Linked DNA regions of Homo sapiens: all the other regions are linked to region 6. The links are chromatin loops, found by intact Hi-C in ENCODE. Cell type or tissue: HCT116. All regions are shown on one strand. Region 1 has its middle 110 kb from the start of LINC02073. Region 2 overlaps CA10 (carbonic anhydrase 10). Region 3 overlaps CA10 (carbonic anhydrase 10). Region 4 overlaps CA10 (carbonic anhydrase 10). Region 5 has its middle 26 kb from the start of LINC02073. Region 6 has its middle 35 kb from the start of LINC02072. Region 7 overlaps CA10 (carbonic anhydrase 10).

Evidence for each region. A loop is a pair of places that touch in the nucleus more often than their neighbours do. Peaks named below come from ENCODE experiments on the same cell type or tissue, not always from the same donor. Only the 100,000 strongest peaks of a DNase experiment are listed, where the experiment ranks them.
Region 1: it touches region 6 in a loop (19-fold over the local background); 46 of 110 quality-filtered maps call a loop at or near these places.
Region 2: a loop joins it to region 6, with 11 times the contacts of the local background. A loop is called at or near these places in 10 of 110 quality-filtered maps.
Region 3: it touches region 6 in a loop (11-fold over the local background); 7 of 110 quality-filtered maps call a loop at or near these places.
Region 4: it touches region 6 in a loop (15-fold over the local background); 7 of 110 quality-filtered maps call a loop at or near these places.
Region 5: it touches region 6 in a loop (6-fold over the local background); 4 of 110 quality-filtered maps call a loop at or near these places.
Region 7: a loop joins it to region 6, with 9 times the contacts of the local background. A loop is called at or near these places in 26 of 110 quality-filtered maps.

The regions. Positions count from the first base shown.
Region 1 is chr17:51,538,549-51,542,548 of GRCh38, reverse strand. No RefSeq gene overlaps it. Among named protein-coding and RNA genes, the nearest start is that of LINC02073, 110 kb to the right of the region's middle. In HCT116, a CTCF peak has its summit at 2,193 (motif pointing right); a DNase peak (open chromatin) is centred at 2,138.
Region 2 is chr17:51,763,045-51,767,044 of GRCh38, reverse strand. The region is part of intron 3 of CA10 (carbonic anhydrase 10); the gene reads left to right. Among named protein-coding and RNA genes, the nearest start is that of LINC02073, 330 kb to the right of the region's middle. In HCT116, a CTCF peak has its summit at 2,490 (motif pointing left); a DNase peak (open chromatin) is centred at 2,474.
Region 3 is chr17:51,637,795-51,641,794 of GRCh38, reverse strand. The region is part of intron 6 of CA10 (carbonic anhydrase 10); the gene reads left to right. Among named protein-coding and RNA genes, the nearest start is that of LINC02073, 200 kb to the right of the region's middle. In HCT116, a CTCF peak has its summit at 1,555 (motif pointing right); a DNase peak (open chromatin) is centred at 1,564; H3K27me3 peaks cover 1,509 bases.
Region 4 is chr17:51,732,263-51,736,262 of GRCh38, reverse strand. All of the region lies in intron 4 of CA10 (carbonic anhydrase 10), which reads left to right. Among named protein-coding and RNA genes, the nearest start is that of LINC02073, 300 kb to the right of the region's middle. In HCT116, CTCF peaks have their summits at 1,605 (motif pointing right) and 3,156; a DNase peak (open chromatin) is centred at 1,602; H3K27me3 peaks cover 245 bases.
Region 5 is chr17:51,459,611-51,463,610 of GRCh38, reverse strand. No RefSeq gene overlaps it. Among named protein-coding and RNA genes, the nearest start is that of LINC02073, 26 kb to the right of the region's middle. In HCT116, a CTCF peak has its summit at 1,911 (motif pointing left); a DNase peak (open chromatin) is centred at 1,860.
Region 6 is chr17:51,369,708-51,373,707 of GRCh38, reverse strand. No RefSeq gene overlaps it. Among named protein-coding and RNA genes, the nearest start is that of LINC02072, 35 kb to the right of the region's middle. In HCT116, a CTCF peak has its summit at 1,888 (motif pointing left); DNase peaks (open chromatin) are centred at 907 and 1,867; H3K4me3 peaks cover 1,603 bases; H3K27ac peaks cover 1,059 bases.
Region 7 is chr17:52,104,771-52,108,770 of GRCh38, reverse strand. All of the region lies in intron 1 of CA10 (carbonic anhydrase 10), which reads left to right. Among named protein-coding and RNA genes, the nearest start is that of CA10, 52 kb to the left of the region's middle. In HCT116, a CTCF peak has its summit at 1,927 (motif pointing right); a DNase peak (open chromatin) is centred at 1,900.

The sequences.
Region 1 (4,000 bases), 170 kb before region 6:
GCTATTACTACTACTTTGGCCTTTATTATTACTGTTAATGAGGCATCAATTGCTAAAGGCTTTCTCAGACATGGTTTCATTTGTCCTGCCTCTTCATCCTAAGATACACAGACCACAACACAGAAGAAAAACAATGTAGATAATGCTCATTTGTACACAAGTAACCAAATCCTGGCTGTAGCCTGCAATCTTGTAAAGTTCATTCATAATGCAAAGGTACAATGAATTCCATCCACATCACAGCTTTCCATTTTTCTCTAGCTCATTGCTCGAAGTCACACATTATAAATTGCCTTTTATGTTATCTCTCTATTCCAGTAAACCCTTCCCCTAATCCTTTTGCCCTGCCCAGAGCCCATGCTCCAGGGCTGCCTACAGCAAGCCACCAGCAACTGCTCTTTGTAAAGCTGTCGATTTCTATAAACTACTTTATTAGTGGTCATTATTATTCTGTTTCTAATCACCACTTTAATTAAAGTTTTATCATCCACATTAAAGAGGGTATATGACTCTTAATAGGCTGGATGGTTCTCTCTCAGCCATGAAGCATTCCTGTGAAATCAGCCCAATGGACTCTTGGTTTCAAAGACTTTCTGAAGCCTGACTCTGTTCAGGACACAGGTGTGTGTGTTTATGAGTGAGAACGGGGTGTAATGCATGGAGTTCCCTCCTCAGCAGCCCCTTTGTCTCCCTGGCTCAGGCTCAGAAACCCCCCAACAGCAAGTGCTCAGTGGTCACACAAGAATTATCTAGTCTCAGAATTGAAAGTACCCACCTAACTTGAATAGTCTGTACATTCAAAAGGGGATATTGATCAAGACTTCAAAATTTCCATCAAGTCCACATTTCTTATCATACCCACTTTCGCAAAATCTTCTCCTCTTGCAGGAGTTCCCCGCTTACACTAAGATCTAAATATTAAAGAGAAGCAATTGCTTCCCTGACCAAACCTACACCCAAATAGAATCATTTGCTGATGTATCGGCTCCAACAGTCTCCCTGAACCCCCTCCTCCCATGCTAAACTGAGCTATTTGAGGGGAAGGGCACATCTGAGTTGATTTTGGATCTGCAACATCAAACCCAGTGCCAAGAAAACAATGAGTCTTCAGAGGGTCTAGAGTGACGTCACTGACTCTGTCCAGGAGGCCGAGCCCACAATGGAGGGTAAAATAGAATCAAAATGGGAACTGCCCTTCAGGGCCCTCTCCTTTGTATCTCTCCTAGAGTAAGAGGCAGGAGAATGTGTTCTTTGTAGCATTACTCACAACAGCCAAAGGATGAACACAACCCAGTTTCTGTTGATGGACAAATGGATAAACAAAATGTAGTTATATATGTACAATGCAACATTCAAAAGGAAGGAAACCCTGGCCAGGCATGGGGGCTCACGCCTGTACTCCCAACACTTTGAGAGGCCGAGGCAAGAGGATCACTTGAGGTCAGGAGTTTGAGACCAGCCTGGCCAACATGATGAAACCCCATCTCTACCAAAAATACAAAAATTAGCCAGGTGTTGTGGCGTATGCCTGTAATCCCAGCTACTCAGGAGGCTGAGGCAAAAGAATAACTTGAACCCTGGAGGTAGAAGTTGCGGTGCACAGAGATGGCACCACTGCACTCCAGCCTGGGTGACAGAGCAAGACTACAGCTCAAAAAAAAAAAAAAAAAAAAAAAAAAAGGAAATCCTGTCGTATGCTATAACATGGATTGACCTAAGATATTATGCTAAGTAATGTGAGCTTGTTACAAAAAAGAAATTATATTATTTTACTTATATGAGTTATCTAGAGTAATCAGATTGATAGGAAATAGAATAGTGCTTTACCAAGGGCTGGGAGGAGAGGAAATAAGAAGTTATTGTTTACGGAGCTTCTGTTCATGGAGATGAAAAATTTTTGGAGTTGGATGGTGGTGATAGTTGCACAACAATGTGAATGTCCTTAATGCCACTGAATGTTTAAAAAATGGTTAAAATGGTTAATGTTATGTGTATTTTAATCACAATTTTTCAAGTAGGGAAGTATTCTTGGTTCTCTAGGGGCCAGGAAATACAACATTTTTGCAGTTAGATCTTTTCATCTCCTTCTGGGGTTCCAGGAAGTCTAACCACAAGATGGCACAAGTCACCAATTGCATTCATGCTTTCATCAATGGACACAGAGTGCCTACTGTGTTTTAAGAACTAGGACTACAAAGACAAACTGCACACACTGTGCAAGGGACGTGCTTCCAGGAGGCGGCACCCTACAGCCATCAAACCCTCTGGGGCCCGCATAATGTTGTGTTCCCTTCAATTCCTACCGCACGGAGTCACCCCAGGTTCTTTCAGAGACGAGGAGAATGCCCCTTGCCCAAGGCTCTGTCTTAGGTTGTCACCAGGCCTGATGCCACTCTGCTTCCCAAATCCCATGAGATCCTAGTGCAAACAGTCCCTTTCCCACAAACTGACAGCTCTCTGATTCCAGAAGGCTCAGAGTGGGTCCACGGGGCCACCCTAGAGACAACACCATCTCTCTTCTTCACAGGGCTGGGACTTGCCTTGGGCACAATTTTAAAGGGGTGCCAAAAAACTTCACAATCAAGATAAAGAATATTTTAATGCAACATTTTTTAAAAATCAAAATGAATGCAAAGAATCCCGAGATGAACAAAACATCATAACTTGAAATAAAAATAGGATCAGTGTTACTGAATTGTCCTTTTGCCTCAGGCTTAAAGATGGCTTGGCATGACACTGTTCTTGACCCTTTATTCATTTGAAATGTTGATGTTTTGTTCGTTGTGATATGTTGTATTCATATTTGCATTTCAACTGTTTTTCCACTGCATTACAATATAATTACTGAGTTCTTGGGCACCCCTTTAAGTTTGGGCCTGAGACAAGTGCCTTACTCACCTCACCTCAGTCCAGGCTTTACTTCTCCATTTCATTCCCTCTACCCTCAGCAGCCTGCAGCGACTTAGACCTGCAGCAATGCCTCCCAACAGATAATTAAGGACCCACCTGGTCGTCAAAGAGAGAGCAGTATCAATCATCCCAGGCTCATACCTTTGAGACCAGGGGAGTGGGGGCATCTGTTAGGAACTGAACGTTTGTGTACCTAACCACAACAAATTCATATGTGGACATTCTAACTTTCCATGTAAAAGTACTAGGAGGTGGGGACTTGGGAGGTGTATTAGTCTGTTCTCACACTGCTAATAAAGACATACCTGAGACTGGGTAATTTATAAAGGAAGAGGTTTAATGGACTCACAGTTCCACATGGCTGGGGAGGCCTCACAATCATGGCAGCAGGCCAGAGAACATGTGCAGGGGAACTCCCCTTTATAAAACCAGCAGATCTCATGAGACTTATTCACTGTCACAAGAACAGCATGGGAAAGACCCACCCCCATATTTCAATTATCTCCCACCAGGTCCCTCCCATGGCACGTGGGGATTACGGGAGCTACAATTCAAGATGAGATTTGGGTGGGGACACAGCTAAACTGTATCAAGAGGTGATTAGGTCATGAGAGTGGAGCCCTCATGAACAGGATTAGTGCCCTCATAAGAGCTTTCTTTCTCTCTCCCCCTCTCCCCGACCCTCTCTCCCTCTCCCTCATGTCTACCCCACCCCATGTGAAAATACAATGAGAAGGCAGCCATGTGCAACCTAGAAGAGGAAGCTCATCAGAATTACACCATGCTGGCACCCTGATCTTGGACTTCCAGCCTCCAGAGCTGTAAGAAGTAAATTTCTGTTTTTTATAAGCCACCCAGTCTATGGTGCTTTGCTGCAGCAGCCTGAACTGGCAAAAACAGTCTCTCTCCCTATGCTCCTGCCCATCTCTCCCACCAGCCTGCAAGCACTTACAGAAAGGCTCTGTGCTGCTTCCTTGGTGTCTGTATCCTGGGCCCCTAGCACAGCACCTACAATAGGGCAGGGTCTCAAGCAGTGTTGCCAAACTCACTTTAATCCCTCTAAGAGTCCCTGCGAGAAATATAAACAAGT
Region 2 (4,000 bases), 390 kb before region 6:
AGGTAAAAGTCAACAGTTAGAGATTTTTTAAATAGCAACTGATCTCTACCAAGGCACCTCCCAAGACTTCTGGACAATGAGTTTTATTGCAAGGATGGAGCAAGCTAACGGGCATTGCCAGTCATTGCCTATCGAGGACCTCTGGCAGGATGTTGAACTTAGCACAATCCACTTCTCACCTTAAGTAAACACTTCCTAATTAACATATTATAATTTTGAGCTCTCTGATTCATGGAAAATTTTTCTTTTCACAATTATTTTCCCAAGTTACTTGAGTTAACAGCAACCTTACTTTCCTGACTAAAGTCCATTTTAGATAAGAATTGCTTCAAGGGAAAGAATCCTGATTCTGTTTATAACTTATTTTTTCTTATCTTTGGTGTTGGAGAAATAAAAATAAGCAAAAATAAGCAAACTGACATATTCATTTATCTCCCCACTTCCCTGCAAATAGATAGATTGCCCAGCAAATTAAATGTCAGCTAAGGAAACCACAGCTCAGAGAAGTTAAGCAACCTGCCCAACACCATGAAGCTAAGAGCAAAGGAGCCAGAACTTGAACCTGACCCCAGGAGCTGTCCTTTCTCCTACTATGTTGCCTGTCCACTCCACTGGAATCAAGTTGAAAAATGCTAGTGAAACCAGTATTTCCCACCTGGTTCTCCCTGCCAGATCAGAGCCTTCCAGCATGGTTAGATAGCATGCTGGAGCTTCATCAGCTCTCACATGGAGACTTGTGGAATTCATTTTCATCCACTTCTAACTTTAAAACCAAATAAGTACCTTATTTTGGGGTGCAGATTATAGAATCAAGCAATTCCAGCAAGCCTGAACATGGAGTCCTTGCTCTTAGAGGGTCTACCTTGAGCTGGAGCCTTTTAAAGAGATATCATTGGCTAGGGCTGCCTTTGGCTCCACCACCAAGTGCCTGGTTTTTTCTCATACCTCGTAGGCAACCCTGAATTAGGATGAGTTTACAGCACCATTGCTTACTTCCGAGCATTCCTGAACCCTTTTGCTGCCCGGCATTCCTGTTTTTGAATTGCATCTGTTTGTTTCACCTTCAGGACCACCTGCTTTCTCAGGCTGGATTTCACACTTGGCACTGCTTACCTCGTAGTGATCTCAGCTTCTCTCTTCAGCTGTAATTTACTCTTGGCTCTCAGACTACTTACCCCTGACTCTTCCAGATATCCATCTGTCTGTCTGGTCAGAGCCATCTCAGCCCTCCAGACTCTCCCTGGTACCTTCTAGTTCTTGACATTTCTGCTGGATTGTCTATACCCAACCCCCCCTAAACACATGCATGCACACACACATACACACACACACACACACACACACACACACACAGGGAGCTGCCTGCCTTGCAAGCTCTCATTAGCATTAAATGCCAAGTTTCAGGAATAACCAGCCTTCTTGGTTACAACTAAAATGGAGATCGCTGCATTAATGCAGTAATGGAAATATAATGAAGGAATTTATTGTCCCTGAAAGACAATATCTGCCACACAAACCCCATGGGATATCTCCAGACAGTAAGTACAGCTCCACGCCTCTAATTCTCTGGCCCATAATTATCTTGGGAAGACGGTGACCCTGCAGTTCTCTCTATTAAGAGTATATTTCCTTACAAAATGAACTGTGCTGTATTGAATTGCATCATTTTGATCACTAGAAATTGACATATTGGGCTCATTAGCCAGGAAGTTGGATAGTTAATTTATGAGGTTTCTCGGAGCCTGTCCCAGACCACTCATTGAGGGAGCTAAACAGCCCACGATGAGATAGAAGAAAGTTACTCCAGCAGAGTGGCTTTATTTTTCTCTCATTACAGAGATAATGAACAGAAAACTTCTCTGGTACAGATATTGCTTCCCACCCCTTCTCCCCCCAACCCCAAAATGATTTTGCTTTATTGCAACCAGATACCATTTGATGGGTGAACAGTCTTATTCTGCTCATTAGCACCATTTTTCATTTAAAATCTTCAACTGCTGAGATAAAAAGATGATCTAAGTCTTTGCCTTTATCTTTAATATTTAAAACTGTTCACACAACCTTTTAAAAATCAAATATTGATGCTGCTACCTGTTGTTCTTCAAAGTGGAGCAGTTATATTGCAGGCCCTTCACAGTAAGCCTGCCTTTATTAGAAATGAGAATGGGGATGTTAAGGAGACGTTTATTTCCCTCTCTGTGGCCTCTGCCCCCATCCCTATAGGTGGAGAGCTAGGAAGAGCATTTGGTTCTTAATCAAGAAATGTGCTGAGGCAGCCACTTGAAAGCACCTAGTGGGCAGGCTGGCAAGAAATACGGAGATGCTAGGAGCATCCTCAGGGTCGATTCTGCAGAATGGTACTGGGCCCTTGGAGTCATGTAGCCTCCTAGGCTCTCAGCCATAGGCCAGCTTCCTACAACCTCTGCAACCTAGATTCTTGGGGAACCGCAGTTGTGGGCAATGGGATGGTTCCACACTGCCCTCTAGTGACTAGGTTCAGAAGCTACATGTATCACACAGTCCATTGCATTCAGCAATTCAAGGAGGACCTGCCCTGTCCTGTGTCAGGGACTGGGGATATGGAGGTGAAGGAGACACATAGCCTTTTCTCCAAGGATTTCTCATAGTGGGACATGGGGGCAGATAATTACAAAGCTATGTTTATGTGTTATTACGCTTAAGTTAAGGAAGTCATAGGAACTCAGGGAAGCATCATCACCAAGCCTGTGGGGTTTCAAAGGACTTTGAGGAGGTGGTCTTGACAAATGAGAAGGGGCTTTGCAAGCCTAGGAAAAGGAGATGCAGCTCAGAGCCTGATTGTGAAGGGCCTGTTGTGCCACTACAAGATTGTTGGCATGAGCAGTCAGGAGACAATGATAAGAGTTTCATAGAGATACTGTGTATCATCCATTTAAGATGCACATTTTTTTCATGTTTCAACATCTCTTTAGGAGGCCTCCTACAAACAATGGCATATTTTATTTTATTTTATTTTATTTGTAGAGTTTTTTTTTTTTTACTTTCATGGTGGTTCATAAAATCAGGATATATTTCACAACCTATGGCATATTTCAGGAAATATGGTAAAATAAGGGCTTAAGTTGGGCCATGTCTGGGGGACAGAGAGGAGGGGTCAGAATAAGATGAGGGATAGAATAAGATACATTAGCAGAGACAGAGAGAATGGGCAGATTACAGAGGGTTTTTAGGAGGTGGAATTTCTTTAAATTGTTGAATGAGTGTATGTCAGAGGTGAAGAAGGAGAAGAAGGAAAGGTTACTCTGCTAAGTGTGTGTGTGTATATAAGCAACTGAAAGGAACTCATGAAAATAAGTTTTGCTGTGAGCATTTAAGTTCATTGACAGTAAAAGAGGTAGGGGGATTGCATAGCAGAAATGCACCATGAAATCACCTCATCGAGTGGAAATCTGAGAGGCTTTTCAGTGGACTAGAATGGTGAATGTGGGACGGAAAGGGTGTTAAAATGGGTCAGATGATTTCATTTGGACCCTCTGGGTTTATGATTGTCTTCTGTGTATAGAAAACAGGAGCACAGAATTGCATTTAATTGTCTCTAATTCATCTGGTGAACATGCTTTCCTGATATTAGCTGGATCAATTGTACAAATAACTTCAGAACCACTCAATACTTTTGTCATGGATGAGATGGAAGGTTCCATTTGCTTTCCCGTGCTGGATAACCAGAGAGCTGATTTTAGGGTCATTAGATGGCAATAAAGACTCCCCACCCCCACAGCACATGCTCCACCGACTTCCCTCAGTAGGCATTTCACTATATTAAAGACGCAAACTGGCTGATGTAACCATTGCTTTGAAGCCATGAAATGGAATGTCAGTTGCAGAAAGTGAGCCACATATTTCTGAGATATTGATTATTGCAATATAAATCTTCTCACCCCTAAGGTAAAATCCTAGCTGGTGCTGTGAGCTACTTGATAATCATGACATTGGGCTTTTCTTGGGTTTTGATTTTTATGTT
Region 3 (4,000 bases), 270 kb before region 6:
AAAAAAAAGTTCAGACTGAGGGAAAGTTTCCCCCGACTCCCCCAAGTGGTCCTAGGCATTTTATCATAGTGTACGTCTCCTACAAAAAGAAAAAGTCAGCTTGGGAGTTGTAACCACGACTAAGAACTCAGTATAAGATAAATCACAGGTTCATCAAGAACATGTCAAAAAACCAAAGGTTCAGCTGTCAACTTCTGCAGTCATTTGAAATAATAAAATTGGGTGATAAAATACACACATATATTCTACACTTATTGATTATTCAAGATCCAAGGGGTCCTCCTTTACTATAAAGATACAGCCAACACATACAAAATTACAACACTCTCATATAAAAATTTGACCTACCTAAGATAAATTTGGCTAACAAGCTTGCTTATGTTGAAAGATGGTTTCGGATCCATAGAATGTTTAATACCTGAAGATGCAATTTTCCAGGACTGTTTGGTATCCTCAAGTAAGAGGTTACATTCTTTTCCATGAAGGAAGAATGAGTTGCTGGCAAAGCTACCACTAGAACTCAGACTTGAATTAAGACTCTTGACTTGACATCTAGGATTTGCCCTTTATAAGCTATTTTCTCATATGACAGGTAAGTAGGTGATAGAGATATGAGAGAGAGAGAGAGGAGAGAGAGAGAGAGCTGAGAGAGAGAGAGAGAGAAAGAGGGGATAGGTAGAGAAACCTCTCTGCAAAACTATTCATGAAACTTTATTTGAACATCTGTCCTCACTTCCACCAATAAACATCCTTAAAGCAAGCAGAGACATGCATGAACACTCCCCCACTGGCCTCTGAGCTTCACCCCAAATTTGCATCTTTGTTCACAAACAACTCTGACCTCCTCTAGATCTTTGCCATCCTTACTCATGAATAGAGCCTTGGAAGTTTAGAGAGGAGAATCTCCCTTCTGGTATATTGGTCCTCAGTCTACTTTCTGTCTATAATGCCCAGACGATAACGCTGACAAGAACCAAACAATGGTTTTCTGCTGGATGCTGCAAGGACAAGATAGTTTGTGACTAAAAGCTAGTTCCTGGCCTAGTTAGCCCTGAAAACACCCCAGTGTGCCTTGACATTAGGGCTGAAAACTTCTGTTTTACTCATGTTCTTTTCTTGGGTCCCTCTGCTTCTGTCCTATCAAACATACAAAGCAAGCTTCAACAGAGAGAAAAGAAGATGCAGAAAGTTAGCCAGTGGCTTTCAAATCCCAATACCTAAAAGATAGACACTGATTTAATGGCAGCCTCTGAGGCAGCATGATGAGTCATGAAAACAAACATTACACGTTAAATGCGCACTGACTCAGCAATGTAAATATGAAGGTAGAGGAGTCTTTGGTATGGAAACATGGTAATAGCATATGGAGATGGAAACAGGGCAGGCAATCTCACCCTGATGTCTTAGGGTGTGAGACATAGGGGGGAGATGGTAGGCAGCATGTATTTAAGCTAAGGATGCTGACTGGAGCCTCAGAGATGCTTCCCCTCATCTGATAAATGATGTCGTCTCTTCCTCCCTTGCTTTTGCCCAACACTGCCAGCAGGTAGAGCTGCTGAGCAGAAACCATTTCATTTGTTCATTCGAGCAGTGTTTACTAAACACCCAGTATGTGGTGGACTCATGCTGGCATTTGGGGGCTTAGAGATACAAGATGCAAACCCTTCCCCTGAAGGCTCACAGCTTAGCAGGGACAGTCAAATAGGCAAATAATGATTGACAAGCTAATTCAGTAAATACAGCAAAAAAGGAGGGCACTGGCCCAGCTGGGGAAGCCAGGGAGTCCTTGAGGAGAGGAGCAGTAGTTATTCCAGGGCAGGGTAGGAGGATGTGACAAACCTGGACCACACCTTATGCTAGGTGCTTGAAAAGCATGATCCTGTTTATTCCTCAAACAACCCCGTGAGCAAAGTACTCCAACCATCTGCTTATTGCAAATGTAGAAACTGAGGCTCAGAGGGTTACCTGTGGGTCCAAGGACACACGGAGAGTGAGCAGCAAAGTCAGCACTCCAACTGCGATGTGAGTCTAAAACTCACACTCTCCACTCTGGGTCTTTCCAAGTTCTGCTGTGTGAGGATATAAAAAGGGCAAAAGGTAGAGTATAAGTATTAACAAGATTTGCAGAAGGAACACAGTGGGGAGTGAAAATGTCAGGAGAGCAGAAGCTGCCTATGTCCTCTGATGACTGTTGCATCTTGGAGAGGGAGTGGACAAAGAGGGATCTCCTGGCAGGACCTCAGTGGATGGAGTCTGGGGTATCAGCACTACGGTGTTTTGGAAACCTGCTGTGTGTGATAAATCCCTGAGCATAACCTTTGACTCTTGCTCCTAGCCTACACTATACCTCGGCCCCCAATCTTTTCCACAAATATAGCTGCAGCACAAAGGCTGGTTACAGTCTCAAAGAAACAAAACATGTTCCTTTTCTTTACTCCAGTCATGCCTGGAATGCCTCTCTTTCTACTTCCCCCTTCACTCCTCCCCACCGCCCCGAATAAAATAAAATGCAATAATAACAGCATGCTAGAGTACCCAATGTGTTCCTCGTGCAAGCTTGGTTAAACAAATCACATTGACCTTTAACAAAAATGTGCTGAATGCTTCCTTCTCTTATTCAATATGTTAATCTTCAGGCCAAACCACCATCAGAGCAAGCCTCATTAAGTGCAAATGTGATCATGCTACTCCTTGGCTTCAATCCCTTCGGTGGTTCCGCATTGCCTCCGGATGAAGTCCAAACTCCCAGTAGTGCTGGGAAGACCTTCTGGTGTGGTCTGTGCTGACCCCACCAGCCACATTTCTCACAGCAGCCCTCCCTCCCCTTCCATCTCCACATCGCCCTGCACCTCACACTCCATCTGTCCCCAAGTACACACCACTCCTTCCTTGACTCTTTTTCTAGCATTGCTCTGTCTACAGTGGCCTTGACACCCTACCCGATTCCCAGCTACAAACTGATCACCTCCTGCTGTTAAAGATGCAGTTCAAGTCAACTCCTCGATTCATTCCTTCCTGAGTACCCCGCACCCTCGCCCCAGACAGAACTCACAGCCTCTCTCTGGGCCCAATGCAGATTTATGTCATTGTCTCTGTCATGCCTTCTGCATTCACTTAATTATTTCCTACTCATCTATACCTGGCTTAGTGCCTGACACATCTTAGGGACTTAAGAGGCAGTCAGAGACAAATGCTGATATCCAATGTTAACTTATTGGGTTGGCCCCTGATGTAACCCCCAAGGTCCCTCACGTCGTGTGTGCCCTGGGCACTGTGGCTTTGTTATGGAAGCATCTGCCCAAACAGGCCATAGTGCAGACCCAGGCTGGCCATATTCCAATCACTGTGTCTCTCTCGAGCATGTCCTCGTTCCTTGGTGTTTTGACGGAAAGGTAGAAACATTTAAATGAAAAGTGAAAGAAAGTCCTTCCTCCTAGGGTTGGTCTCCAAATCCAGCTTGGTGAAGCTATCTTCCTCAGAGACTTTGGTGGATGGAACCCTGGAGGGGTTCCCTTACCCCATCAAGGGAGTAGGAGGCCAGGAAGGGCAGCTTTGAATGGAGTAGGCAAATTGTGATTGTATTTATATCATTCCAAACGATTGGCTCCATTGATTTGTTCACAATTTAATTGACAAAGCAACACTGAAATTCAAGTTCCCTTGGCAAAGGTAACTCTTTCTTATTGGAGAAGGCTGAACGAGCAATTTCTAGAGGAAGAAATGGAGGAGAGGGCATCTTTGCCAAGGAAAATAAATTAGCAGCATTAATCAGTAGGTAAGTACAGGCAGGTCAAGGTGCACTTATTACTGTGACATTATAGCCTACTTATTTTTATTTTGCCATTTGTTATCTATCTCTCCAACTAGAATAAGGTCAAGGACTGCATCTATCTTGTTAATTGCTCTGTCCCCAGAGCTTAACACTGTGCCTAGCACAAAGAGGTTCTAGTGAATAATCGTTGAATGAAAAAATGACCTTGGTCTGGAGGTCGGAAGAGCT
Region 4 (4,000 bases), 360 kb before region 6:
GCAGCTGTTAATTGTGGAAGTGAAAATTGATGGAATTATTCATTCCTGTGTTTGAATCCTGGCTCTATCAGCTGTGACCCTAGGCAATTTATTCAACCTCCTTGTGCCCCAATTTCCTCATTAATGGGACAAATATGAGTGATGTCCATTCTACAGGGTGGTTTCCCCCAGTTTTGTTGAGGTATGGTTTGCATACAAAAAAAATTTAAGAATTTAAACTGTACAATATGATGCTTTTTCACAAATACATAGTTGTGTAACCATGACCAAAATGGTCTAGAACGCTTCCATCAACCCAAAAAGTTTCTGTGTTCTTCTGTAGTCCTTCCCTCCTACCCTAGCCCCGGCAATCACTGATTTGCAATCACTAGAGTTTTGCCTTTCCTGGATTTCAATCCGTGGACTTATACAGTATATAGTCTTTTTTTTTTTACTTTGTTTTTTAAGTTATACAGTAGAATTAACTTTTTTATTTTGGCATAAAGTTCTCTGAAGTTTAACAGGTATATAGATTTGGATGACCATCAGCACAATCAGGAGACAGAACAGTTTCACTTTGCAGAGTAGTTTTATGGATTAAGGGGATCAATGTATAAAAAGTGCTCAGAATAGTTGTTTGCACAGAATGAGTGCTCAAAAATGGTTGTTTTTATTAGCAATGACATGCTTCTTCAAGCTGCATCATCTGTGGTTCACATTTTTTTCCAAATAATTTCAACTTTTATTTTAGATTCGGGGTGGGGGGTACATGTTCGTGTTTGTTGCTTGGGTATATCTCGCGATGCTGAGGTTTGGGATACAGATGATCCCATCACCCAGGTACTGAGCATAGTACCCATCAGTCAGTTCTTCAACGCTTGCTTCCCTCTCTCCCTGCCCCTCCAGTAGTCCTCAGTGTCTGTCGGTGCCATTGAGTACCCAACGTTTAGCTCCCACTTATGAGTGAGAACAGGCAGTATTTGATTTTCTGTTCCTACATTAATTCACTTAGGATAATGGCCTCCAGCTGCATCCATGTTACTGCAAAAGACATGATTCTGTTCTTTTTTATGGCTGTGTAATATTCCACATTGCATATATACAGGGTCAGCATTTCTATCCTCCATCCATATCTAACAAGAATCCAGAGTAGCACCCATGCAGAAGGTGAAATTCTTAAAAATTACATGAGCAGTTGTGAGTTGGTTCCTGAAACCCTTATTCTAAGAAGATGGGTTAAGGGCCCTTCTAATGCTGTTTTCTTATCAGTGTCAAGGCATCCTGCTGTAAGGCTGCCAGGAGAAAAAGCCTCCTCCTTCTTTCCCTTTTGCCTTCCGCCATGGGATGACACAGCATTCCTCCCCTCCAGAGGATGCAGCCTCCACCAGAGAACTGAGCCTGCTGGTGTGTTGATCTTGGACTCCCCATCCTCCAGAACGGTGAAAAATAAATTTCTGCTCTTTATAAATTACCCCATCTCAGATATTCTGATGAATGGACTAAGACATTCACTCAGGCCTGCAGAAGACAGTCAAGCCCCTACTAACCACACTTAATTGTGGAGAAAACCCATCAGCCTGAGGTCCTGCAAGGAATCGCCCTCCCATTCCTGGCCTCCAGGTGGTGCCCTTCCCTGCCCCCAGATGGCAGTTTATTATTGCAAAGAAGACCCGCAAATAGAATATTCCTCATTCCTTGTGAGTTTGAAGCAAAGCCCTGAGCTGTCTAAATAGGATGATCACCTGCCCTGCCTTGCCCGAACAGTCCAGTCTGACACCAGTTAAGTCCTGGTATAACTGTAATATTATAGTACATCCTTTCACCTTCAAAAGTCCTCCAGTTTGCACAATGAATCATATGCTCACCCTACGACTAGGTGACCTTTGGCAAGCCACTTAATCTCTCTAGATCTCTTTTCCTTCATCCAGAAATGAAAGGACTAGAGTAGCTCTTCCAGCACCAAGAGGCCTATGGAAGTAAAATCTTCTTGCACAAGTTTGCCATCACGTATAAACCATTGATTAAGGAGTCATGATGCTATCTTGAGAGTCAGAAACATTGATGTGTAATAAATTATTTGTGTTACATTGGAACCCCCCCCCCCCAACCAAAGATTGAGTACACACTTTGTAACCATCCTCATACCTCCTTTAAGGTAAAATCTTGGGAAATTAAGACATTTGATGAAAAAGTAAAGCTCAGATTGTTCTGCTCACTTGGATCTGCGACCTTTTCTTGTCGCAATATTGAACCTCCTGCTCCTGCCACTACCATACTAGTAGCTTTCACACACACAAACCCCATCACACCTCAGTCATTTTGCACCTCCCAGGTAAAACGCCCCTGTGATTAATAAGGTATTTTACTAGAAACTCTAGGTTCCCCTTGAACCATTTTGCTTTGTAGAATTAATTACAAGTTAAATGATTTCTTTGCATTGAACACCCCTAGGAAGCAACCCCAGGAATTTATCAGCATCATCTACTTAGGTTTTGTTTCAATTCTGGTCTTTAGAGAGCCGAAACAGTAAGAAGATTCTGTCACCTCCAACTCCTCCGTGAATCCTATTGGTGTCGGCATTTAGCCTCCTTTGCCATCAAACAAAAGAGAGAATGTTTCTGCTCCAAAAAGCAGTTGCAAGCTTTGCTTTTAAAACCTCAGGGGCATCCAAACACTCAATCCTACAAAGCTCTAGTGCCGCTTCTGGAGTATTCATTTAGCTTGATTTACATTATTTTAATTTTCTTAGGGGTGTCTTTACTAGCTGGAGGGTGATATTTCCCCCTTAATTAAAGAACAAGTTGATTCCAAAGCACTCAAAACAAGCCCCTTTCAAATCCTGTCTCGCTTGTCACTTTCTCCTGCTGTTCCCTGTCTTCTGAGTGCTTTTCAGCTTCCCAGCCTCCCTGCCTTCTCAAACTGGAAACGAGACGGAACAACAGTGAGGCGAAGCGTGGCTTTCAATGGAGCCAGCCAGCCCTTGGCTTTAATTCATCTAATTCCCTGGAGCGTGTGGCAATTTGGGGAGGACCAGGTAGTGTTATTGCTATCTCATAGAAAAGCTATATTAAGTTAGTAAAATTCAACAAAAATTCATATAACTAAGCCAGGAACTGTGCTACCTTAGGGCTGCACCCAAGAACAAATCCTGCCACTGTCCTCTGGGGGCTCTAGTTCCTGACGGCATCTTAGGTAAAGTGCTTTGGGGGGCAAGTAACAGAAACGCACTCAAATGGGGTTAAACTAAAAGGGGGATTTACTAGAATACCTTTGGGATATGTCATAGAACTCAAGGGTAACTGGACAAATGAAGGAACTGGAAGCCAAAACTGAAACAAGGTTATAAGCCAGGGACTCACTCCTACTCCATTGCCCATCTCTGCATGACGGCCTTATTCTCAATTCTCCCCATGAGCTGTCTTTTTTTTATTTTTTATTTTCTGTGTATATAGAGGGCAGAAATGGTCCCACTTCAGCTCCCAAGTTTATGTTCCTTTGGCGCAAGACCTTCTTGTACTGACTAGCTGTCTGGCTCTTTATCCCAATTCCACATTCTCCAAAGAAGAAATTTGGTTTTCCCCGAGAGGATCTGATGTCCTCTCTGACCCAATCAGCTATCCATGTGGGATGAGGTAGATAAATAGGTCTTGGTTACCTGCCTGTATGGTGGGGAGAACAGTTATCTGGTGAAGGCAGACACTGTCGGTTATGCAGACACCCTAAAAGATGTCTGCCACAGTGGGAAGATAGACAGTTCTATTCAGATCAGCCTGACAAAATTCACAAGCTCAAGTGCTGTTGACACATCCGACTCAAATTAGGGGGATGGAGAAGGCTTTCTGACATAAGCCGGATCTTGAAAGAGAAGCATGAACATAACTGAAATAGGATAAAAGCATCCCAGACAAACAGGAGTGTCACCCATTAATAGAAAGAATAACTATAAGCAATCCATAATGTACACTCAAAGAATTTAGCATCTTGTAATTGAGTGTCACAACAGTCTTCCTCATCACAGGGA
Region 5 (4,000 bases), 90 kb before region 6:
TGTTCCCCAGTAATACAGTTGGGCAGGACGCTCATGGCATTCTGCCTAAGAGCTATTGCAGCTGAAAGCTATCGGGAAAGCATCAAGAGGCCCTGCCATTAGCGTCTCTGAGCAGCTGCAATGGGAGTCCTCTGAAAGCAAATTTGCACAAAAACTATGGTATGCTAATTAAAATGGAATTCTGTGTGGACATTTCACTTGAGGATTAGTTAAATGCAATTCGCATCTGGGGCAGAAAGGGGACTTCGGGAAAGAGGATGAGCTGGGGACATTGTTGGGTGGAACGGAAGAGTTAGGCTTTAGTTACAGTGCTTAAGGGAGCTGACTCTGCAGTCTCCTTGGGAGCTCTGTTATAGTGAGACAAAATCCACAAAGCAGGCTGGGTGAACCCAGGCCATAGGATAGATTTAGTGGGTTCTTGAGCTTACACCATCTTTCTTTCTACTTCTTGTCTTGCTTGCCACCATTAGGAACATAATATAATAAAAGCAGATTGATCAATGGCATGTTCACTTTTAGCCAGACGGCAATATGAGACCTCAAATTACATGTTTCTGAAAAATTCCTACAATGAAGCTTTTAAAAGCGAGGCGGGGAGGGGAGGGCGTGGAAGAAGGTGAGTTCCAAACTGCCAGGTACAGTGGACAACAGGCCAGGAGAGAAAAATCCCTGGAGGGCATGTGTGAATTGGGAGAACTTATTTTTCTTCCCTCTGCCCTAAGGCAAGATAAAAAGGCCTGGAAATAGGAGATGAGATGGTGGAAGGTAAAGCAATGTAGGGAGGGCATAGTAGCTCAAGGTCCTCCAAGTAACAAGGAAAAAACAGGGAAAGTGAAAGAAAAATATGAGAGAATCCTCTGGAAATTTAGGTGTATCTGTAAATGTGTGGACTAACATGCTATTTCTTTTTCTTAAGAGTCAGGCCAGCCCAGGTTGGAACGCAGTGGTGCGATGATACCTCACTGCAGCCTTGAACTCCTGGACTCAAGCAATCCTCCCCACTCAGCTTCCCAAGTAACCGGGACTACATGCATGAGCCACTGCACCAAGCTCCCTACTGTGCTCTTTCTTGATTAACATTAGAAATTGAGAGTCCTACCAATGCCATGCATAGTACAAGACATGGGCAGGACAATAAAGAGATGGCAGCAAGCATTTCCAGACAAGAGAGGGCAGAAGCCCCCCTAGCAGCTTGCACCTGACACAGAGAAGACCCAGAAGGTATCCGTGCTCAGTGGAGAGGGAGATACACGGAAGGCGACAGTCTTGGTGGGCATGCTTGACCAGGCATTTCTATGGCAAGCAGCAAAGTGACCCTGGAGTGGAAGACTTGAAGGCCAGCCTGCCCTAGCCCAAGAGGATCCCAGCTACAGCCAGAATCAAGCCCGAAGTTCCCCTAAAGAGATTGCTAGTGTATCCGGTGCGGTCCAGTCAGGAGACAGAAACCACGCCAGTTATTTGAACAAGAAAGAATGTAAAGAACTGCTCACTAGGTAACTGGAAATGCCAAAAGAGAATTCTAGGGTATCATGGAAGTAGCGACTGAGGGAAGAGCCCCTAATCCCTTAAGGCTGGGGGAATAAAGGAGAGAGATTGTAATTATTAACAGTTGAAGCTCGAATCAGGAGGTGTTCCATGGAGGTGAAACTCAGATCCGTGAGGGCGGGATGCCAGCCAGTTGGTGCCGGTGTCTCTAGGGATACAGGAGACAGCTGGTTCTGTGGTGCTGGAAAAACTGCACAGTAGATTCAGCGGCTGCTACAGAGAGGCACTGCTGCCGCCAGGGTGAATCGCTATAGTGATGCTCAGAGACAGACCGGAAGCCCGCGGGAAGGCAGCCATCCCTTCTCCCAGCTCCAGCCTGGCAGTCTCTCTCTCTCTCTCTAGCACCACCTACTGGCAGAGCCTAACAGGGCCAGCCGGCAAACAAGAAAACTGTTCACAGTCCCAGCCCCAAGATCCCAAGTATACAGTATGGATGTGGGGGTTTAGATCCAAGAAACAATAGCTTGGCAGTAGCAATACCTGGCACAAATGGTCAGTCCCTATGAGGGACCAGACTGTATATGCAAACAACAGTGAACAACCACCAATCTTCCTCTAGTATTTTAGGATTAAAGGGGATTCTCTTCTTTCTGTGCCCTGTCCCTCCCTCATAACATGGTTTTGAACCATGAGATCCAAGGGTTCCCCAACTTACTTTGCTATTGGTCACCATCTAGAACTCTGGAACTCCTTAGGTGCAATGCTGCTGCCCTACTACAAGACTGACCTCAAGAAGAGCGTGGTGTAAGCAAGACCTAATGTCACTTTAAGTCTGTCCACACCTTCATGTCAATTCTTTATGGCACCACCAGTACAACTTTATGGAAGGTTTAGGCATTACCAAGGAAAATTATCATGCAGAACGGTATACAGCTCAAAACTGAATATTAGATATTAGTGTTGATAAAGTTTATCAGATAGTCTGTCTTTATGGACTCTGTCCTTAAGGCTTGATCTGCCATCATATTCGTATGCTCTGTTTTCCTATTCTCTCACTTCTTTGAGTTCCAGGCCCCAAATCCACAAGGGCTAGCTGAAAAGTCCTGCTGATTTGTTATCTACAGCAAATTCAAGTCCATTGTCTCAACTTCTCAAATCCAGAATTAGCCTTGAGTCTCTCTTTTCATAAGCAAACATCCATTATCAGGCTTTCTTAAATAAAACAATATTTTTCCCTTAAGGAAAATTATACTACTCCCCTAAAATACATGAACAACTGATGTTAATATTTTTATGATTCTTCTTTCTTTCTTCTCAATAGTTGTCCTGGAGTAGACCCTCCTGACATATCGTGTCTCAGAGTCACTTGAATCCTCTGAATTAAACAGATTGGACAGATCATAAGCTAATCATATCTGCCTGTGGAGCTTCCATTTCCTCCTCAGCAAAATAAGAAGGTTGGATCAGATCTAATCCAAGATCTCTTCCAACAATATGATGTCATGAATTCATTACTGAATTATGAAATTGATTGGTTCTTCTTTAGCTTTGGCTTTCTAACAGCTACCACAATACTTGATCCATAGTAGATGCTCAATAAACATGCATCAAATGAATAAATGAATGAAAGAATCATGGCCGTAATTTTGTAGTTTTTTTAACATCTACAAGGGAAGGAGAAATCCAGTTGTGAGTCCCATGTGTATGTGATGAGCTGCAATTGGTCAATGAGCAAAAAGACACATTAATGATTTAAAAAAGGAAAAGTATATAATTATATCAATAGGCATGTCAAAAGTAAAATATTTTATAAGCTCCAATTAATCAATTCATTTGCTCTTTCAATAAATAATTTACTCATGGCCTACAGGCACTAATCTAGCCACTGGGGACAAAAGAGATAAAAACCCATGTCCTCATGGAATTCATTACATTCAAAATTACAACTTTTTTACAATCTAGGAACAGAAGAAAACTTTCTTAACCTGATAAAGGATTTTTTTAACCAAAAACCTGCAACAAACATTATAGCTGCTACCAAAACTTTAGAAGTACGCATATTGAAGTCAAGAATTAGTTGCTCACTGTCACCTTTTTTATTCAACATTGTAAAGCAGGCCCTAATCAATGAATTTACATAATAAAAATAAATAAAATGCATAAGAATTCGAAATAAAGACTTGCAGATTGCTGACATAGAAAATTCAAGATATCTAAAAATTATAAGAATAAGAGAATTCATCAGGATTGCCAATTGCAAAAACAAAATTTTAAAATCAGTGGAGTTCCTTTATACCAATAATAATTAGTAAGAAATTATAATAGGAAAAAAGTACCCCTTGTTGCAGCATTCTATATACCTCTGAATAAATAAGATGTGTAAGAACTTTATAATGAAATTACAGAACATTATTGGAAATTCTAAAGAACACCTAAAGACAGAGATATGCCATGTTCATAAATAGGAAGACTCAATTCCACATAGATTGTTTTTTCCAAAGCAATCCGTAAGTTT
Region 6 (4,000 bases):
GAAATGCTCTCTTGCAGTCTTTTCATATGCATATATGAACTTCTATTTACATAGCTGGCATCATACCATACATTCATGGTTTTCCCTTGTTTTTACTCCAGCTGTTTTTTCATTTGACATCATCCCATTCAACTCAACTTTAGTCAATAAATATTTACCAAATGTCTGCTATAGGCGCCTCACTGTGTGCGGAGCAGTAAACAAGCCTGACACAGTCTCTGCCCTGTGATGCTGTGGTTCAAGGTGGGAGTCAGAGACTGAACCAGGGAGATAAAAAGTGAATTAAATAGTCTCCTACAAAGTCTGCAATATAATTCAATTGTACATTTTGCTTTCGAGGAAATATGTTCTTAGAAATACAGAGAGAATATTTTAAAGGGTTATATTTAAAGTAAATATTTTGTGTATGACTCTAAGTCGTAGAACATTTAAATGAAAATAGGTATTGCCTATTTGAATTTATTTGTGCCTCACGTGAACCCCGAGGCTTCCTGGGATTGCTACTTAACAAAGCACTGTGATGTCTGAAGGGCCAACATGTTCTTCTACCACATGATTTTGGGGTCTGCCTCCAACACTTCTGTGTGACACTTTTGTGTGAATAGACTATAAGTTCTTTAACACGTTATAGATAAACATTTACATTGATTCTAAACATTTACTTTTATAATAACAGAGCAATGAACATCTTTGTGCATGAATATCTGTGTGTGCAAACCTGATTATTTATTTGGGATAAACTCTATCATCCATATAAAGAATGAGTCTGGGACAGAAATTGGCTGGTTATACACAAAACCTACTTCCTCATTCTCCCGGGCACAGGCTAGACTACATTTCCCAGCCTCTTTTGTAGTTAGGGATGGCCACATGACTCATTTCTGGCCAATGGAATGAAGGCGGAAGTGATGTTTCCATCCCCACTGGGCCTGGCTGGAATGCCTCCCGTGTGTGCTCCTCCATGTTCTTTCTACTTCTTGTAAGAATCTGTAGAAGCCACGTGTTGAAAATGGAAGAGTCCCAAGTTGGAAGGAGGTTGGGTGCTTCTATCACCATTTGAGGAAGAATTACCCACTAGCTGATCAGGGATCAGCCATTTTGAACATTACACAAGCAGGAAATGAACTTCTATTGTGGTAAGCCACTGAGATTTTAAGTTTTATCTGTTATAGCCACTAGTGTTAACTAATACAGGAGTCCTGCCTTCACTTCCCCTGCCTGAGTCCAATCCAGGTATGCCCAGCTGGGCATCTCAGGTGGTAGAAATGCCATGGTCCCCACTCAAAGTTTCCTCTCCATTCGTGTATGCACCTATCCACAGGAACCAAGCCCCCAGTCTTTCTCCTGATAGTCTTCCTCCTAGGAATCATCCCAAAAGCTGAGCCTCAGTGGAAGCTGCCCTACCCAGATATCCACCTGGGAAGACCCCAGAGAAAGCCACTGGCTGCCTACCCTGGGATTTGTTTTGTAGCCTCTGCATCTAGAAGACCAGCACCAATTTCTACTCAAGGAACAAAAAGAATCTATACACATCACAGAATAAATAACCCCACAGATTACAAATAACCCATTCTCCAGGCTCACTGGCCTCATTCTATGCCCGGAAACCTCTGTGTCATTTTGTCTCTATGTCTCTTTCATCAGAAAGCAAAATGCACAATGTAGCTCTGTTCTGGGAAGAGCTATGGGTTACTGCAAATGGAAGCGTCTGACTATGACTGCCGGACTGCCTGGAGTTTGGGTCAGCAGGGGATGTCAGCTTTTCAATCCCTCTCTAAAAGCCCCTTCCCCCAACTATGCATTAGGGAGACTTCTCTGTAGCTGGAAGACAGACGCTTAGTGTTCCTTCCTGGAGGCTGCAAGCCCATCCATCCTTGTGCTGTGATTGCCATCTTGTGGCAGAGAGACAACAAGGCAATGGGGGAGGACCCAACCAATGATGAGCCTCCCAAGAGCACCACGAGATGATGGTCAAAATCAGAGTTCCTTTGTCTGCCCCCACCACCCACCACCAAAAAAAAAAAGCGTCCTGCTCTCTGTTTACCATTCCCCAAATCATATGCTTTGGGGATTCTCTGCAACTGGTTTTTTTATTTAGCTATTATAAAAATGATACATGCCCATCATTTACAAATTTAGGCCGGGTGCAGTGGCTCATGCCTGTAATCCCAGCACTTTGGGAGGCCAAGGTGGGCGGATCACAAGGTCAGGAGATCGAGACCATCCTGGCCAAAATGGTGAAACCCCGTCTCTACTAAAATACAAAAAATTAGCCAGGCGTTGTGGCGCGCACATGTAGTCCCAGCTACTCAGGAGGCTGAGGCAGGAGAATCGCTTGAACCCAGGAGGCGGAGGTTGCAGTGAGCTGAGATTGAGCCACTGCACTCCAGCCTGGGCGACAGAGCCAGACTCTGTCTCAAAAAAAAAAAAAAAAAAAATTGAAACATGACTGAAGAATTTAAAGACTAAAGTCAAAAGTCACCCCAAATGCAGCCACTCTGAACTACCAGCATTAGTATACGGGGCAAGTCCCTGCAGCCATCTCTCCATGCCACTGACAAGCAGAGAAGCAGATGGCCCAGTAGCGGTTCAGAGCTTGGGCTCTGGTGCCCGGCTGCCGGGGTTCCTGGTTGGCTTTGCCACTTCCTAATTTGTGACCTTAGGCAAATTCCTTAACCTCCATGTATCTTATGTTCTCACCTTAAAAACAGGGACAACAGTGGCATCTCTTACAGAATGGCTATAGGGACTTCCTCTGCAAACCTCAGAGCACAGTGCCTGGCACTTGGTAAACATTCACATGTCAGCCACTGTTAATGATGGATGGATGAACGGGCAGATAGCGAGATATACTTTTAGGAGAAGGATGTTTAATGTCGCATGTTACCTTCTTTTTTCAGTTTTATTTTTCCCCTTCTTTTCACAGATGGTGATGCATGTTACTTTTTACTTTAAAGAAAAAAGTATGAACTGTGAAAAGAACAGGATAGGGAATCCATAATTGGAGAGGCTAGGAACTGAGTAGCTGAATCCTCCTGGGTCCACAGGTGATTAGCCACATGTCTCCTGACTGGCTCTTCCTCCCCATCTGGTTTCCCCCTGCCACCAGCATGCCACCAGAGATGCTGCCCCTAGCTGTAGCAGTTCCCACTTGAGCTGTTCTCAATCAGGAGGAAAAAGGTGTGCTAATAACCAACCAGGGAGAAACGGAATCAGGAGAGAAAACCCATCCTGCTGCTGGCACAAATCTCTGAGAGCCAGCACCGATGCATTGCTCTGTCCAGGGGCTTCAAGGCCACTGAGGAGGATGAAAGAAATCAGTGACCATTTCTGCAGTTGTGAAAGGCAGCGGGCATACCACACCTCCTCACTGCCTTCATGTACTGCCCACTAACTGTGTATGATGCAGGCCTTCTCCCAGCCCCTAGCAGAACACGGACCTGCCCTGGCTCTGACTCCCCAGAACCCACAGTCAGGTGACTGGACCTCTTTCCACTCCAAACTGTGGGTGAGATGGCCAAGTGATGCAGAGCTGGCCATCACCAGGGCCAGCCTGCTTTCCAGCCCTCTGGCTTCCCCATCCAGGATTTGAAGAGTAAACCCAGAGTTTCCCAAAGCAGTCAAAGGAGCCCTGAGAAGAGTCACAGGGACGGAAGGAAAGTTCCTGCCACATAAGAATGGGGCATAAAAGGCTATGTCCAATTCCCCTTAGGAATCCCATACACCTGTAGGGAAAAAAAGAGGCTGGCAGGCTGGGAATGTGCTCACAGAAACAGCCAGCCTTTGGGAGAATGCCAAGTAGCAAGGGCATGGACACTCCCTCTTGCCCAGGACAGAGGCACACACCCTGGGGCTGCTATTCTCCTTTTGTCCTCCCCTCCCCTCCTGCAGTGAATGGAGGCCTGGACAGGTAAGAACGTCCCACAGAAAGGCATGTCCATGACGAGGCACTGGGAAAGAGAGAACAGCATTCCCAGAAATGTGTCCCAGGATTCTGCCA
Region 7 (4,000 bases), 740 kb before region 6:
CCCACTCTTCCCCCGAAGTCCTCAAATCTCATTGCATCATTCTTTTTTTTTTTTTTTTTTTTTTTTTTTTTGAGACGGAGTCTCCCCCTGTCACCCAGGCTGGAGTGCAATGGCTCAATCTTTGCTCACTGCAACCTCCACCTCCCAGGTTCAAGCGATTCTCCTGCCTCAGCATCCTAAGTAACTGGGATTACAGGCACACACCACCACGCCCAGCTAATTTTTTTTGTATTTTTAGTAGAGACGGGGTTTCAGCATGTTGGTCAGGCTGGTCTCGAACTCCTGACCTCGTGATTCGCCTGCCTTGGCCTTCCGAAGTGCTGGGATTACAGGCGTGAGCCACTGCGCCTGGCCCATGGCATCATTCTTATGTCTTTGCATCCTCACAGCTTATTTCCCACATATCAGTGAGGACATACAATGTTTGGTTTTTGATTCCTGAGTTACTTCACTTAGAGTAATAGTCTCCAGTCTCATCCAGGTTATTGCAAGTGCTGTTAATTCATTCCTTTTATGGCTGGGTAGTATTCCATCATATACATATTATATATATATATATATATATATATATATATAAAAAATATATATATAAAAATATATTAAAAATATATATATACACCTAATATTGATTTTTAAAAAGCAAATACAATTATTCATTTCAAAGTGCCTGATAGAATAGTGCCTGGCTTATTCTTATAATAGAATAAGTGCGTGGCTAATTAAATGCAAGGACGTTTTATTTTTAAAAACAAATTCCTTTCTTGAAACTTGGTAAATTTTCCCTAGGCCAGATTATTGCTAAGTCAATCAATTTTACATTGTTGTATGTGGCATTTTCTGCTTTTTCTCATAGTAGAAAAGAAGTTCTTCCAGCATTGCCTTGCTCTGACTTTCTTAAATGCTCTTAATGTTTGTTGCAAGGATGGAGGATTACACTGTGCTCACCCTACCTGAGCAAATGTCTTCTTTGAACTGTGTCTAGGGACTGGGTAATCCACCAAAATGATGGAAGCAAAAGGTTGCCGATCACATTGCAGATCTGCTTTGTGGAGGGAAGTAGAGCAGCTTTTAAAAAATGTTTCTGCTTAGGGACTCAGAGCCAGCTTTTCTCCCTTGGACTTGAAGGGCCTCATCATTTTATTTTCCCCCCCAAATTATAAGAATCTGCAATAAATCTCCATCTAGAATCTGGTGTTGGATTTTTTTCTCTCCTATGTTCTAGATAATAAAAATGTTACAGTTTATTCAAACTGTTCATGTGGAGACAATAGTTTCAGCTACAAGTATGGGGAGCTTTGTGAGGAATAAATCCTATGTTTTCTAGAAAATTGTCATAGGAAAAAAGAAAAAATAACCTTTTAAAGGGGTTTTAAGAGGAATTATCTTTCCGAAAATTCCTCCCTGTCACTTATATGTGCTCGAGGTTAGTATGAATTGAGTCCTAACATATTGGAATTCAAAGGAACCCTGGAGATTTCATACCCTCCTTATTCACTTTATAGCAAGAGTAAAAGGGAATCAGAACTAAATCTCAAATTAGGACTCGATCGCAGGGCACCTGGCTTCTAACATGGGGTGCAGTCCCTACCGCCCCAGCTTGAGAGATTAAAAAGGGGCCTTGTGCCTGTCCTACCTCAACCTTCTCCTTTCATAGATGAGAGGGTAGGCCCATGTGAACTCAGATCTTCTGGCTCCTGGTCATGGTTCTTCTTAAATTATCAAATATATGGAATCGAAAGATCTTTCAGGAAGCAGAATATTCAAAAACAGAGTAGACAATTTGGGGTTTTATATACAGGAGTCTCCCCACCGTACTCATAATTGACCTTGAAAAAGTATGTTTGACTTGAAAAGGCCAATACTTTCTAAAAATAGCTGTAGTTTTTGTAGGATAGGTCAAAAACAGGCATGTACTCCAGCATGTGGCCAGTAGAGGGCGATCAAGTTAATACAATCTGAGCCGTGGGCTTTCAATTAATGCATGGAAGTGAATAAATAAAACAAAGAACCAAGTTAGTCTAAATGTTTTAAAACAAACCCTGTAATCAATATCTGCTAAATGGAGGAAACCAATTTTTCTTTATCTACTGTAGTCATTTACCAAGGAGTATTACAGAGTTGTAGCATAGCCTGTTACAGTTCCTTAATTAAGCCCTAGAAATCCAGGCAGCTTGCTATTCCATCATTGTCAGGGCTCTTGGTGGCCATCAGGTGGAAGACAGGCATGGAACTTGACATGTGTTTTTGTAGCACTTATAGCATTTTCATATTAACAACAACGAAAAGCTATACTCTTCCAGAGTGAAAGAACCTCTTATCAAATGTGATGGGGAGTAGCTCTTAACTCATTTCTCACACCTCCCTTTTCCTCCCTATTCAATTTTCAAGGACTCAGCAATAAACAAATCAGCGGTGGAGGATTCCACCTCCCTGGCTCACTCCACTTCCAGCATAAATCAGTTCTGCTCTTGATTAGAGCCATGGGCGGGTTGCAGCATTTGGAAACGGAATGAATGGCCCCGTGGTCAGGAAGACTTTCACGATCTTGAGTCACAGGCAAAATCAGTGTGGAGGGTGAAGGCAAGTGGAAATTCCCTAGTAATCCATTCGTTTGTGCATTTAGAAAACTTTCCTTAAACCCGTGATGCGGGCCAGCCCCTATAGCAAAATCTAAGAAATAAGCACAAGAAAGATCTTTGGCTTTACTTAGGAGCCAAGCTGGGTATTTTCTTGGACAGGAAATGTATTAAGAATACTCCAGAATTATCAACTTTTATTGAAAATTGACTATTATGTGCAATTATAACAGCTGGCATTTACTGAGCATTTACTATGTACTAGGGCTCTACTAAACACTTTTCATGCAATATTTCATTGAATCCTCATGACTTACTTCTTTTATGCTGTTTATAATCTCCTGATGCACAAAGGTGTTAAGTAGCCCAAAGTCACAGGCCTGGAGATGAGTCACTATGTCTCATATACACACACACATAAAATGCTAATCCACAATAAGGAAGGGCTCAATAAATGCTTTAGCATGTTAATAAGGTATCACTTAGTGGGACTTGCTGTATGTCATACAGTATGCTAACTTATTTCCATCTTACTTAATCCCCATGAACACTTCTGTGGAAGGTACTGTTATTATTGTCATTTTGTAGGTGAAGAAGCGGGTAAGAACCTTGCTCAAAGTAATATGGTAGTGAGTGCAAGAATAAGGATTTGAGGCCAGGTGTGGTGGCTCACGCACTTTGGGAGGCCAGGGCGGGCAGATCACGAGGTCAGGAGATTGAGACCATCCTGGCTAACACGGTGAAACCCCCTCTCTACTAAAAAATACAAAAAATTAGCCGGGTGTGGTGGCAGGCGCCTGTAGTCCCAGCTATTCGGGAAGCTGAGGCAGGACAATTGTGTGAACCCGGGAGGCGGAGCTTGCACTGAGCCGAGATTGTGCCACTGCACTCCAGCCTGGGCGACAGAGCCAAGACTCCATTTCAAAAAAAAAAAACAAAAAAACATGAGGATTTGAACCTGGGTCTGATTTCAGAGCTGGAGAGTTTAATAGGAAGCCAGTGGGTTTTGAAGCTTTAATGCATGTAGGAATCATCTGGGAGCTTGAATACAGATTCCCTGAGCCCGGGCCAGTGATTGGACCCTAATCATCTTACAAATCACCTGAGAAGCTTTTTAAAATTACCCATGTTGCCCTACCCCAGCCTAATGGAACCAGAATCCCTGGAAGCTGAGCGTCTAGACTTCAGGTGAGTCTAAAGTGCAGCTAGGCTGATCTTTCATCAGTCTGGGTGGCTCTCAGGAACCCCTTATTTTTTTGTAAGTACTCCAGCAAGAAAAGTTGCCTAAGCTCTACTGTTAATTAATCTAAGCTTTATCTAACCTACTGGGAGAAAAGAAATGGTTGTCATCCGTGCAGCAAATGATGAATCGACGGAAAGCCCTAGCAGGGCCAAGACTAGCGAGAGGCACCCAGGGCCCACAA